Regions from separate parts of the Homo sapiens genome. Here regions 1 and 2 are each linked to region 3. The links are chromatin contacts, found by Hi-C or POLR2A ChIA-PET in ENCODE. All regions are on one chromosome and are shown on one strand. Each heading gives the region's core, a stretch centred on a gene start or an enhancer-like site at or near the end of the contact. The rest is flanking DNA. Distances are from core to core; before and after follow the strand shown.

The links. Hi-C counts contacts between places; a loop is a spot of excess contacts on that map. ChIA-PET counts read pairs that join two places held with the same protein, here RNA polymerase II (POLR2A). Pooled maps may share reads with other maps.
Region 1: a loop to region 3 is called in a map of B cell, with 32 times the contacts of the local background. The contact joins the promoter of DCAF1 here to the promoter of SCAP in region 3. A Hi-C loop is called at or near these places in 2 of 168 maps with a recorded cell type or tissue (B cell and CD8-positive, alpha-beta T cell) and 4 of 50 pooled maps.
Region 2: a loop to region 3 is called in a map of CD8-positive, alpha-beta T cell, with 12 times the contacts of the local background. The contact joins the promoter of ANO10 here to the promoter of SCAP in region 3. A Hi-C loop is called at or near these places in 1 of 168 maps with a recorded cell type or tissue (CD8-positive, alpha-beta T cell). POLR2A ChIA-PET finds 5 or more read pairs at or near these places in 1 of 52 experiments (CD8-positive, alpha-beta T cell).

What each region holds. Positions count from the first base shown.
Region 1 is chr3:51,496,976-51,501,377 of GRCh38, reverse strand. DCAF1 (DDB1 and CUL4 associated factor 1) reads left to right here and starts at 1,363. Exons shown (of 25, transcript NM_001387579.1): 1 at 1,363-1,505. RefSeq lists a silencer at 1,474-1,703 and an enhancer at 1,814-1,913.
Region 2 is chr3:43,618,712-43,623,505 of GRCh38, reverse strand. ANO10 (anoctamin 10) reads left to right here and starts at 1,495. Exons shown (of 13, transcript NM_018075.5): 1 at 1,495-1,597. RefSeq lists enhancers at 1-573, 574-1,226 and a silencer at 1,282-1,781.
Region 3 is chr3:47,472,338-47,477,365 of GRCh38, reverse strand. SCAP (SREBF chaperone) reads left to right here and starts at 1,425. Exons shown (of 23, transcript NM_012235.4): 1 at 1,425-1,567. It overlaps LOC105377073 (a long non-coding RNA gene), which reads right to left and starts at 1,421. Exons shown (of 3, transcript XR_940821.3): 1 at 1,002-1,421; 2 at 664-724. RefSeq lists a silencer at 1,338-1,877.

The DNA.
Region 1 (4,402 bases), core at 114-2,613, 4.0 Mb before region 3:
CCCCACAAGAGGGACTGCTGGTCAGAGTAAGGAGTCCTCTGGTTCTGCTGTTAATTGGTTGTGTGATGCTGGGCAAGTCGCTCACTCCCTCTGGGCCTCATTTTTCCCAACAACATGAAGAAATTGAATTAAGTGACCTGTGAGGTCAGTCCTGCCTTAATCTATGAGCTTTTGATTTTTCACTTCTCTGCCTCACGTATAATAACCTGGCAATAAGTATCTATTGATTCTTACAGGCTAGGTCTTGAACAAAAAGACAGAGGCTGGGTGCAGTGGCTCATGCCTGTAATCCCAACACTTCGGGGGGCCGAGGCAGGAGAATCGTTTGAGCCTAGAAATTCAAGACCAACCTGGACAACACAGTGGGACTTCGTCTCTACAAAAATTTTTAAAAATTAGCCGGGTGTGGTGGTGCACACCTGTAGCCCCGGCTACTTGGGAGGCTGAGGTGAGAAGATAGCTTGAGCCCAGGAGGTTGATTGAGGCTGTAGTGAGCTGTGATCGCGCCACTGCACTCCAGCGTGGATGACAGAGCGAGACCCTGTCAAAAAAAAAAAAAAAAAAAGACAGAGAAAAAAGAGGCTGGGAGAACTCAGCCCAGGAGTTCGAGAACAGCCTGGCCAACACGGCAAAACCATGTCTCTACCAAACACGCACATACAAAACAGAAACAAAAATTGGCTGGGTGTGGTGGCATGCGCCTGTAGTCTCAGCTGGAGGCTGAGGTGGGAGGACTGTTTGAGCCCGGGAGGCGGAGGTCATAGTGAGCTGAGATCGTCACTGCACTCCAGCCTGGGCAACAGAGCGAGACTCTGTCTCAAAAAAACAAAACAAAACAAACAAAAAACAACCAGTGCCTTCTGATTTAATGAGTGCTGTGATTTCTGATATGTTTATGAGAAATATTTTCTTAGATCACGGTATGTTCTAGGTAAGATAAGGCAAATGGCCAAATAAAACAGAGGCTCTTTGCGCACACAGGTCAGAACAAGACACTGAAAAAGTATCAGGCGATTACAGTACTGTCTTAGAAGGATTGGCTCCCTCACTTTTCACTTCCGCCTTCCGAAGCAGCCAATGAGTACTCAGCAGTTCGCATTTATCCAAAAAAACTACAAATCCAGAAGTCAATGCGCCAGGCGAAGAGCTCATGCGTCAATTGGGACTGGTGGGCCCGCCCCTAGACGCGGAACTTCATTTCCCAGGCGTCCCCGGGGCTCTTCGATTTTTTTTTTTTTTTTTTTTTTTTTTTTTTTTTTTTCCCCGATCGTGCAGGCGTTCTCTTCCCGCCCCTTGCTCGCGGTCCTCGCGCCAAGTAGGCGCGAGCGCGCGCGCGCGGTGCACGTAGCGCGCGAGTGACGCATAATATGTGGGCCGCTGTGGAGCCGTGGTCGCGCTGTGTGTGTGTGTGAGTGGAGAGTGAGTGCGGGACCTGAGGCTGTGTGTGTGTGAACTGTGGCCACTGGCGGGGTCGGGGGGGGGCAGCGGCGGAGCCGCCTCGGACGGTGAGTGGGAAATGGAGGGAGGCGACTCTACGGGAGGGGCGCGAGGAAGCAGGTCGCGCGGCTGGCCGGGCGGCAGAGTGGGCGCCGGGCTTGGGGGAGGGGCGGCACCTGCTTGGGCCGCCGGCGAGGAGGGGGCGGGCCGGTCTGCCGGGAGGCTGGGCCCGGGGCCTGACAGGACTTTTCCTCCTCCTGATTCTTGTCCTGGGGGCGGGGCCTCCACGTTCTTCCTCCACTCCCCACGAGAAGCTTCCCGAGAGTAACTCTTCCGCCCGGAGTGGGGGGGCGGGGTGTGTCCGCCCCTACCTGGAGGAGGGGCGCATTTCATTTCCCTTGTTTTCTTTTTCCTTCCAATCCTCCTAGTCTCTGTTCCGTACGGGCTTGCGGGGCTCCATCTTCCGTACTATACGGCGGGCCCCTTCCCGGACTGTGTCTCCGCCTCCAGCTCCAGTCACCTGGGCGGGCTCTCCCGTCTCTCGGCCTCGTGCCACCTCTCCCTGCACCCGCCTGCCTCTTGGACCGTGCGACGGGGGCGGAGCTTTCCGGGCGCTCCTCCCATCCCCATGAAAGAGGGAAGGGTTGGAAAGAGAGGTGTGCGGGTCCCGCAGCCTGGAGTCAAACCTCAGAGTGCCCGCGAAGCTTCCCTGGAGTCTATTTCCGGGGGTTATAGTAGTTTTCAACTGGGGTGTCAGAAGCGTTTGCTTAACAACTTCACTTCTTAGACGGTTTTCTGTCTGGTTTCCTCTTACTGCGGTGGCAGCGCTCTGGTTTTCCATTTGTTGAGGAAATAGTTTTGGAGTGTTTGTATTTAGCTATTTTTGAGTCACAAATGACTCGTCCTTGGCCATGTCATGTTGGTCTTGGTTTTTCCTTACCCTGTTTTTTTGATGAAGCCTTTTAATTAGTTTACATGTCTTAATTTTTTATATTAGTAGCATCTTCCTGTTCAAAATGCATCGTTAATGTACAGAATGAGAGGTTAATTGGTAATATCATCCTGCATTTTCTTTTTCCAGCTTACTGGAGTTTACCTTTAATGTTTATGTAAATGTGTATATTTAGATTTTAGGATCTATTTAGTATTTTTCTTAATGATGTGACCATTTGGGTTTTCTATATAACATTTATTCATTACCCATTTTTGAGTGGGTATATATTTTTGGATGTTAAAGAGATAATAGAGAATTTGGGGAATGTAGGGAAATCATTTTGTACTTAGTATCTCTTGCGTAGTTGCTGAGTACAGTGTTTTACTGTTCTGCCTATTATACAGTTTTAAAATTTTTTATTTTTATTCATTTATTTTTTATAGAGACAGTGGTCTCAGTATGTTGCCCAGGCTGGTTTTGAACTCAAGTGATCCTCCCTGGTCAGCCTCCCGAAGTGTTGGAATTACAGACATGAGCCACTACACCTGGCCTGTTTTTTTAGATACAGGATCTTGCCCTGTAGCCTAGGCTGGAGTGCAGTGGTGTGATAACTCTTTTTTTTTTTTTTTTCTTTTTTCTTTTTTTTTGAGACAGCGTCTCATTCTGTTGCCCCAGCTAGAGTGCAGTGGCGCGATCTTGTCTCACTGCAACCTCCGCCTCCCAGGTTCAAGTGATTCTCCTGCCTCAGCCTCCGGAGTAGCTGGGACTACAGGCACGCGCCACCACGCCCGGATAATTTTTGTATTTATAGTAGAGATGGGGTTTCAGCATATTGGCCAGGCTGGTCTCAAGCTCTTGTCCTCGTGATCTGCCCACCTCGGCCTCCCAAAGTGCTGGGATTACAGATGTAAGCCACTGCGCTGGCTTTTTTTTTTTTTTTTTTTTTTTTTTTTTTTTGAGACAGAGTCTCACTGTGTTGCCCAGGCTGGAGTGCAGTGGCGCGATCTCAGCTCACTGCAAGCTCCGCCTCCCAGGTTCACGCCATTCTCGTGCCTCAGCCTCCCAAGTAGCTAGGATTACTGGTGCCTGCCACCACGCCCGGCTAATTTTTTGTATTTTTAGTAGACACAGGGTTTCACCGTGTTAGCCATGATGGTCTCGAGTGTCATCATAACTCATTGCAGCCTCCAACAACTCCTGGGCTCAAAGGAGCCTGCTGCCTCAGCCTCTTGAGTAACTAGGACCGCAGTCACAGGCTAACATGATTGGCTAATTTTTAAATATTTGTGTCGACTGTGTCTCAAAATGTTGCCCAGCTGACCTCAAGCAATCCTTCCGACTTGGCTTCCCAAATTGCTGGGATTACAGGCTTGAGCCACTGTGCCTGTCAATTTAAAAAAAATTTTTTTTTCTTTTTTTTGAGACGGAGTCTTGCTCTGTTGCCCAGGCTGGAGTGCAGTGGTGCAATCTCGGCTCACTGCAACCTCCACCTCCCGGGTTCAAGCGATTCTCCTGCCTCAGCCTCCCGAGTAACTGGGACTACAGGCGCGTGCCACCATGCCCAGCTAATTTTTGTATTTTTAGTAGACACGGGGTTTCACCATGTTGGTCCGGCTGGTCATGAACTCCTGACCTCGTGATCCACCGCCTAGGCCTCCCAAAGTGCTGGGATTACAGGCGTGAGCCACCGTGCCCGCCTATTTTTATTTTTTTTGAGACAGTCTTCCTGTGTCACCTAGCCTGGAGTGCAGTGGTGCGATCTTTGCCCACTGTAACCTCTGCCTCCCAGGTTCAAGCGATTCTCATGCCTCAGCCTCTGGAGTAGCTGGGATTACAGGTGTGTGCCCCCACGCCTGGCTAATTTTTTTATTTTTTGTAGAGATGGGGATTTGCCGCGTTGGCCAGGCTGGTCTTGAACTTTTGGCCTCAAGTAATCCACCCACTTCAGTCTCCCAAAGTGCTAGGATTACAGGCATGAGCCATAGTGCCTGGCAAACAGTTGTTAATATTATGCCATATTTTCTCTATTTG
Region 2 (4,794 bases), core at 246-2,745, 3.9 Mb after region 3:
TAACACTGTTCTAAACATTGGGGCTGGTAATCCTCCATTATCTGTGGGAGATACATTCCAAGATCCACAGTGGATGCTTGAAACTGAGGATAGTATAAAACTCTATGTATACTATGTTTTTTCCTACACATACATACATACTATGATAAAGTTTCATTTATAAATTAGGTACAGTAAGGGATTAACAACAATGAATAATAATAAAATAGAACAATTATAAAAATAGACTGTAATAAAAGGTGAATATGGTCTCTCTCTCTCTCTCCAAATATCTTATTGTTCTGGCCTCACCTATTTTCAGACTGTGGTAGACCCTGGGTAACTAAAAACACTTAAAGCCGGCAGGGCGCGGTGGCTCACGCCTGTAATCCCAGCACTTTGGGAAACCGAGGCAGGCGGATCACCTGAGGTCAGGAGTTCTAGACCAGCCTGGCCAACATAGTGAAACCCTGTCTCTACAAAAAATACAAAAATTAGCTGGGCATGATGGTGCGCGCCTGTAATCCCAGCTACTCAGGAGGCTGAGGCAGGAGAATCGCTTGAACCCGGGAGGCGGAGGTTGCAGTGAGCCGAGACTGCGCCACTGCACTCCAGCCTGGGTGACATTGCGAGGCTCTATCTCAAAACAACAACAACAAAAAGTCAAAAAGTGTGGTGGACAGAAGAAATAGGAGAGCAGGTAAGGAAATGGTGGGGTGAGGAGCAGATGAGAACAGGTATTAAGTAGGATGGTCAGAAAGGGCCTCAGGGAGAAAGTGAGAGCCCAGCAAACACTGAGGGAGGTGAGGAAGTGAGCCAAGCAGCCAACCGAGGGAAGAGCTTTCTGGGCAGAAGGAATGGCTGGGGCAGACTCTGAGCCTGGAGGTGGAAAGGTGTCTGGCGATTTCTAGGAGGAGCAAGGGTTTTGGGATTTGGCTGTGGTTGGATGTTAGGTTTTAATTATAAAAGGATCTGCGTTTTTCACAACTTGAAAGTGAGCTACAGTTAAAATGAGACTTGTTCTTATACCTGAAAGTGACCAGAAAATTAGGTTCTGGTCTTTAAGAGATGGAAGAGGGAAATGTGAAGGGGCGTATTCCTTTCCCCTGCCCCGACCGCTCGCGGTTGGAGAGCCCAGCCACATGCCGCCCCGGCTCGGAGTGACAGCCCAACCAGGCCTCTGCCTTCTCGGCCGCGCCTCTCCCGCTGCCGTCCGGATTTCGATGGGTGGTACAGTACGTTAGGCACGCCCCTCCCTTTCTCCCGGCCTGGTCTCCTGTTCCAGGCGACAGCCCAATGAGGGCTGCCTTTTTTTCTTCGGACCGGTTCCAGTCTAGGTTCTCGTCCACTACGATCGCCCAGTGAGGCCCCGCCCCTCCCACCGCAGTTCCGCCCCTCCCGGAGCTACCGCCCAGTGAGGCCCCGCCTCTCCCGCCGCGGCCCCGCCCCCCTGCGTGTGACCGCATCTAGGCCCCGCCGCGTCCGCCACGCCCAGCGCTCGGCGGCGCCCGCCCCACTGGCCTGGCCCGCCCCCCGCACCGAGCACTCTTTCGCCCGGCCTCCGGTTCTCGCCGGCTCTCGGACCCGCCTCCGAAGACGTGGAGCGCTGCGGCGGCTGGTGAGTCGGGGAGGGCACCTCGGACCCCCCAGCTGTCCGCAGCAGAGCCCGGCCCCTTGCAGCCACAGAGCCCCGGCCGCTGCAGGCTCCAGGAGCTCCGCCTGGTCGCCGCCCTGCGTTCCCGGGCCGCCTCCCGGTGCCAGCACCCCTGGGGATGGGAAGTGGGACCAGGATGGGCGCGGGGGCTGTGGGGGCAGGGACGAGTGAAGGTGTTGCGGGGAGCGGCGGTCGCAGGGGAGGGGAGAGGTTTGTGGAGGGGATTATGGGTCTGGGGCGAGGGTTTGAGTCCTGAGAGAAAGGCGGTGAGGCGGAAATTTGGGGCTGGTGAAGTCAGGATGGAGGATGTTGGGGGCCTCAGCGCTTTGGGGAAGGAGGCAGTGAGTGGGGTGGTCGGCGGAGCGGAGTGAAGGGTGGTTTTTAGAAGGGTCAGCTCGCGGGTCCCGGGGTTCTTGCTTCCCGGGCAGTCCGGGGATCAGGGCGGACTAGGCTGTCTCCAAGCAGGTTTGGCCGGAGCGGGCTTGCAGGATAATGCTCACATCGAGGTGACTGAGTTTCCAGGCTTTTGACTGGGACATACTGTACAGTTTAAATAATAGATACCTGTCTGGCTAGTGCCTGGGACACCTGAGAAACGTGGATGGAATGGGGTTCTCCCCTATAGGCAGCGTCTGATTTTGTGGGTGCCTTCACAGCACCAGCATTGGTGTGCGCTGCCTTCTGTAAAACCTTATATTCCAGCAGGACGGTGTATGGAGATCCCAGACTTAAAAAGTGCAGCTGAGGTTTATTCAGACTCAAGACACAGTTGTATCATATTGCCTTAAATCCTGCGGAGTTTAAATCTAATCCTGTGGGGTTTAAAGCGGTTAAATCCACTTTGTAGTGTCTACTTTTAATTTAAAGTCATACAAATCTAGAGGACTAGATGTTTTCTAAGGGCCCATTCTGCATGATAAACAGTTTAAAATTCGCTATGGAAAGTAAATCATCTGTTCTGAACAGCTGTTGCTGAAAGAATCGTAGAGTTGCAGATGAATGAAATTTGAAAGATCTAAAATAATGGAAGGGCATAGAAAAGTCTTGATAAATTGAAGTGTGTAAATGCACTTAAACCCACTGAAACTTTTTTCTTTTTGTTTTTTTTGAGACGGAGTCTTGCTCTGTCGCTCAGGCTGGAGTGCAGTGGCACAATGTCTGCTCACTGCAACCTCCGCCTCTCGGGTTCAAGCGATTCTCCCGAGTAGCTGGGATTATAGGCGCCTGCCACCATGCCCGGCTAATTTTTGTGTTTTTAGTAGAGATGGGGTTCCACCATGTTGGCCAGGCTGGTCTTGAACTCCTGACCTCAGGTAATCCTCCCACCTCGGCCTCCCAAAGTGCTGGGATTACAGACGTGAGCCACTGTGCTGGCCAACTTTTTTCATTGTAGACAACTTGGAAGACAGAGAAAATTATAAGGATGAAAATTAAAATCTGTAGTTTTGCCACATGTAATAACATTTTGATGCATTTCTTCCTAATTTTTGTATTTTTGTGTATATGAATGTACACAAAATTAGGGTAGTATTGTTACCTAATTGGGGTAATATTGTTATATTACTTCATACTTTTGCTTTTTCTTTCCACCTTACATTTTCTCACTTAGCATTTTTGTGGATCAAATTCTTCTTAAACATCTTTGAAAATGCTTGTATAATCATTCATCATGTGGATTCATTCTTTTTTTAAATATTAGAGTTTTAGTTATGTGCCTAGTACTGTGCTTGGAGGTGAAAAATCAGTGTTCCTCAAATGGATATATTTGTCATGGCTTGCATGAGAGCTGTACTAAGCCTTTTTCTCATCTGTCAGTTAAATTGTCTCTAGCCTTCTGTTTTTATAAGCAGTAAACCTTTGTTTTAATGGTTAAAAGCTCACAATAAATCTCATGTCATGTGTGAATCCAAAACTGTTATTTTTAATGTGTATGAGTTTTTGTGTGTATGTGTTAGGAAATTACGGAATTTTGGGTGGAAGAGGATTTTTTTTTTTTTTTTTTTTGGACAAGGTCTCACTCTGTTGCCCAAACTGCAGTGCGTGCAGTGGTGCAGTCACAGCTCACTGCAGCCTTGACCTCTGGGGTCAGGTGATCCTCCCATCTCAGCCTCCTGGGTAGCTGGGACTACAGGCGAGAGCTTCACCGTATCCAGCTAATTTTTTTTTTCTTTTTTTTTGTATTTATTGTAGAGACAGGGTTTCGCCATGTTGCCCAGGCTGGTCTTGAACTCCTGAGCTCAATAGATCCACCCCCCATGGACTCCCAAAGTGCTGGGATTACAAGCCTCAGCTACTGTGCCCAGCCCCTGGAAGAGGCTCTTTTTAAAAAGTTTCTTGTTTTGAAATAATTTTAGATTTACAAAAAGTTGCAAAAATAGTACAAATTTCCTTATGCCCTTCACCTAGCTTCCCCAGATGTGAACATCTTAGATGACGATGGTGCAATTGTTGAAACCAGAAAATTGACATTGATACAATTCTATTAGTGTAATCTACAGACCTTATTCAAATTTCACTAATTGTCCCACTAATATTTAGGATCCAGTCTGAGATCCTACACTGTATTTAGTCGTCATATGTCCTTAGCCTCTTTTAACCTGAGCATCCTCCTAAACAGGATGACCTGGTGCAGACCTGTAAAGTGAAGCAGGCCTGCTAGAAAGCACACACCTCCCCTGAATTCATATCCAAAACCTATCCCTTAGAAGGGGATATTTATCTTCCTTTTCTATATGAATAGACTACTGTTTGATTAAGATGTATAACCATAGCTGGGCACGGTGGCTCACGCCTGTAATCCCAGCACTTTGGGAGGCCGAGGCAGGCGGATCACGAGGTCAGGAGATCAAGACCATCTTGGCTAACACGGTGAAACCCCGTCTCCACTAAAAATACAAAAAAAAATTAGCCGAGCATGGTGGCGGATGCCTGTAGTTCCAGCTACTCGGGAGGCTGAGGCAGGAGAATGGCGTGAACCCGGGAGGCGGAGCTTGCAGTGAGCAGAGATTGCTCCACTGCACTCCAGCCTGGGCGACAGAGCGAGACTCTGCCTCAAAGAAAAAAAAAAAGACGTATAACTAATAAGGTGCCTTTTAATTACTTTTATATGCCATTTCTAAATCTTCTGGGAGTTACAGACTAGAAAGCATGATCTGAGTAAT
Region 3 (5,028 bases), core at 176-2,675:
AGGATGGTTTCGATCTCCTGACCTCATGATCTGCCCGTGTTGGCCTCCCAAAGTGCTGGGATTACAGGCGTGAGCCACCGCGCCCAGCGAATACTTTCTTTATAGGATCAAAATTCCCATATTAAGCCAAAAGACAATGCTGAAAATGTCATAACCCTGAAAGTCACTTTGGGCCAAGGCCCACTGTCCCCATTGTTACTTTCATTGTGACAATAGTGTGGTGGGCAAGGAGGGAGGCCAGAGTCCGGTGGGAACTGGGTTTTAGGAGGAGGTATCTGAAGAATGTGTAGTGGGTCGGGGGCTGGTGCGGTCAGAAGGGCCACCTCTAATTTCTGCCTTGCATTGGTGACTAGATCTGCACTTTCTGGAACTCCCAGAGAAGTTTGCTGGTGCCTTTGAGGGCAGGTACAGGGCCTGCCTTATCCAGGTAGCCCTGGGGTGGGTGCGGGTGTCTCGGGCAGTAGGCAGGGGCTGAGGGGAGGCTTACCTCTGACACAAGACCTGGGTACAGCAAGGGCATGCAGTAGCATGATCAAAGTCCCCCCAGAGTGGTCCGGGCAGCGTCTCTAGTTGGGCCAGAGCTGGGCAGGTGGGGACCTGTGTTTCCCTCGAGGGGAGGCAGCCTCCCCTTCCCCTTCTGTGAGGCCCTGTAACAAGACCTACCTCGGATTTTCAGGAGGGCCAAATGCGAGGACATGTACAATACCAGCTCCGCAACTGACACCTAGTAAACAGTGAACGTAGCTGTTGCTATTATAACAAATACCTGTTCCCTGTGGAAAATGGTTAAATGTCAACTTATGCTTTTAAATGTCTATAGGGAAACTAGTTTTATGGACATTATTTATTCTTCTCATCTGCATTTGCAGTGTATCTCGGCCCAGCTGCTTCTAATTTTTTGCCATTATAAAACAGGGAACATGAGCATCTTGTGCAGGGTGGGTTTTTTGTTTTTTGTCTCACTGTGGCCTCGACCTCCCGGGCTCAGGTGATCCTCCTACCTCAGCCTCCTGAGTAGCTGGGACCACAGGTGCGCGCCACCACAGCCGGCTAATTAATTTTACTTGTGGAGACGGAGGTCTCCTACGTTGCCCAAGTTGGTCTCTAACTCCTCGGCTCAAGCGATCTTCGCGCCTTGGACTCCCACAGTGTTGGGATTACAACCGCGAGCCACCGTGCCCGGCTTTCTGCAAGTTCTTGATGACCGATGAGAGCCGGTGGGCCCAAACCCGGCGGGCCCTAACCCGGCTTCACGCTCCGCCCGGCCCGGCCCGGCCCGGCCGTCCATACTTCCCTCCGGTGTCCACCAGAGGGCGAACGGGAGACGCGAATGTGGTTCGACTACGCATGCGCACGCCGCTGGGCGCACGTGCGGAGGGCGGCGGGGCGGGAGGGTAAAGGTAGGAGGTGAGAGGTGAAGGGGCGGGCACCCGGCGGCCAGGAGAGAGAGGGAGGGCGCCACGCACCGGACTGCGGGCCGAGAGCGCGCACGCCGCGCTCCGCCCCTGCTGCCGCCCCCGTCGCCGCCGCCGCCGCCGCCGCAGCTTGGGAGGTGCTGCCACCACAGGTACCGTCACGCGGGTGCTCAGGGCGCCTGCCCGCGGGCCCCAGCTCGACCCCAGCCGCGTGGAGCTGGGAGTTCCGGAATGGGGGCCGCTAGGTTCGGGGGTGCGTGGGCATGGCGCTGTCCAGCAGCCGTGCGGGCCGGCCCTGGAGACCGCAGGCCGGCAAGGAGGCAGGGCCGCGCGTCCCCACCCCCAACCCGGCCGTGTCCCTGCACCGGCCGGCCCCTGGAGCTCCGCGTCCCCACCAGACCTCCGCGGGCCCCTGGTGTGACGGGGGGAGATGCGCGGCGTCGCATCCCCTGGCCTAGTTGCTCCGGGAAGCTGTTGTAGAACCTGCTTTGGTGCTGTTTGGGTTTTCCGGAGTGCGGGGGAGAGCAGGTTCTCCACTTTGCCTCTTTTGGAAGATCTTATTGAGAGACAACGCTAGTTGCTTTGCTGGTTTTGCTTGGTTTCTAGTTTTCCGTATTGCTTAAACCTCAACTTTGCTCACTAATGTTGCTTCTGTTTACTTCTGAGTGGGTTTATGACCTCAGTATTTAACCGGCTTATAATGTCACGATAGCGTTAGTTGCAGGGAGCCCTGGCTCCGGACTGTTTGAATCACAGAAAGTTGTGCAGATGGGAATGCGGAGGGGGGGGCAGTGAGTCGCTGTGGGGGCTCTGGCAGGGGTCAGCCCCTGGTTCGGGTCACTCACTGCTCCACCTTGTATGGCGACAGTCGGAGCTAGGTGAATAAACTCTTTCTGGGGATTTTGTAATACTTATCGTGAAGCGGCCATAGAAAAGGTTTAATGTTAGCGTTGCGTGTGTTTCTTTTATTTGGCCAAAAATTTGTGGAGTTTGGTTATGCCGTGTCTTTATTGGTTTGCTGTCAGGTCAGGATATTGAGCAAAAGACTGACGCTTTTATTAGGGAGTCAGGGTCGAGGGTGTCTAGTTAGTGCTGTATCCATTTTAGGTGTTCCTCAGTGATGCCTAAAGACTTGTTTTTTGTTTGTTTGTTTGGAGACAGGGTCTCACTCTGTCTCCCAGGCTGGAGTGCAGTGGCGCGATCTCGGCTCACTGCAGCCTTGATTTCCTGGGCTCAGGTGATCCTCCCACCTCAGCCTCCCCAGTAGCTGGGACAGCAGGTGTGTGCCACCACGCCCGGCTAATTTTTGTATTTTTTTGTAGAGATGGGGGTCTTGCTGTGTTGCCCAGGCTGGTCTTTAACTCCTGGGCTCAAGCATTATACAAGCCTTGGCCTCCCAAAGTGTTGGTATTACAGGCGTGAACCACCGTGCCCGGCCAAGACCTGTATCTTTTAAAATGTGTGTTAATATAGTTTACATTTTAGGTGTTTTACACATTTGCAGTATTCCCACTGAGCACATGATGTAAAAAACACTATATAAATATATTTAACACTGTATAAATATATTTCCATATTTATTCTTTTGGTCATAAATTGAAATGGAAAGAATTAGGCTTTTTAAATTTATTATGAACTGATCTGATGTTTGAATGCTCTCTCTTTTCTTTCTTTCTTTTTTTTTTTGAGATGGAGTCTCGCTCTGTCGCCCAGGCTGGAGTGCAGTGGCGCCATCTCGGCTCACTGCACCCTCCGCCTGCCGGGTTCAAGCGATTCTCCTGCCTCAGCCTCCCAAGTAGCTGGGACTACAGGCGCCCGCCACCATGCCCGGCTACTTTTTTGTATTTTTAGTAGAGACGGGGTTTCACCGTGTTAGCCAGGATCGTCTCTATCTCCTGACCTCATGATCCGTCCGCTTCGGCCTCCCAAAGTGCTGGGATTACAGGCGTGAGCCACCGCGCCTGGCTTGAATGCTCTCTCTTTTCTTTTGCTGTTGCGGCAAAAACGCCCCCTCTCTAGAGATCTCCGTGGACTTTATAATCACTGGTTTGGGGCCCTTCCCCCGTTCCCTCAGTCACTGTCATTAGGTGGGTAAAAAGTTTACTACAAGTTTATTACTAGAAAAATGGAGGCATATGCGATTCAGGAATTAAATAAACTAAAAAAGGAAAGAAAAAGTGTGCCTGTGGGCTTCACTGCAGGTATGTATATTAACATTTGGTGGTAGACTTTAGGGATGTTTTCTCTCTCAGAATCTAGCCATGCATGTGAATGTGCCTCAGGGATCCTGGAATGACAGGTTCATGTGCTGTTTGCTTACTCTCACCATTGGTGGTTGCCAGTGTTTTACCGGCTCTGACAGGTACTTCATATACAGTTTGTGTCATCACCCCCGTTGAACAGATGAGAGGACTCCTCATAGAGAAGCTGGGTTCTTACAAGGTCACCCAGCTTGTCAAGGGTGGATCATCCTTCAAACCAGGTCTGCCACACCTCTGCCACCTGAGCTCCTTCCGTTAGAACTTGCTACCTTACTGAGTTGGCTAAAGAAACAAGGTTCAGGTGTCGTCTTTTGCCACTCAGAGTAATAATTCTGGGTGATATCGAGCACTTGTGCTGTTTAGGCAGTGTCCTAGGTACTGTAATATTAGCTTATCTCACTTAGTTTTCATAATAACCAGGTGAGATAACACTGTTATCACCCCCTTTACGGAGAGTTTTAGAAAAGTTATTTGACTGGCCCTGGGTCACCTAGCGAATTTGAGACGGAGTGTGTTGTGTGCAAACTGAGATTTGGCTGACAAAAGAGTCCATCCTTTTATGCTGTTCTTGTACCTGCTTCCACAGTCTGTTTTTTTTTTTTTTTTTTTGAGATGGAGTTTCGCTCTTCTTGCCCAGGCTGGAGTGCAATGGCGTGATCTCAGCTCACTGCAACCTCCGCCTCCCAGGTTCAAGCGATTCTCCTGCCTCAGCCTCCTGAGTAGCTGGGATTACAGGCATGCACTACCACGCCTGGCTAATTTTGTATTTTTAGTAGAGGCGAGGTTTCTCCCTATTGGTCAGGCTGGTCTCAGACTCCCGATCTCAGGTGATCCGCCCGCCTCGGCCTCCCAAAGTGCTGGGATTACAGGCGTGAGCCACTGCACGCAGCCCACAGTCTTTTCTGTTGCTCATTGGCAGGTAAGGGTAGTGGAAGAAGGTGGTAGGGGTGGTGGGAGGAAGCCAGCGTCACTGACTCTAGTGTGGGGATGGTGGAACTCAGCAAGAAGGTGACAGCAATTTGACCACTGCCATTTGACAGTTTCTGCTTAAGCAGTCAAGGGCACTAACCTAGAATGGTTGCAGGGATGCTAAATCATAAGGAAGCTTTGCAGTGGGGTCCAAAGTTGGTATGTAAGCATAAAGATGCACGTGGATCTCAGGAAAAAAATAAAACTAATTTTCCTGTTTATTTCAGCTTCATTTAATTATTATTATTATTATTATTATTTTATTTTATTTTTTTTTTTTGAGACGGAGTCTCGCTCTGTCGCCCAGGCCGGACTGCGGACTGCAGTGGCGCAATCTCGGCTCACTGCAAGCTCCGCTTCCCGGGTTTACGCCATTCTCCTGC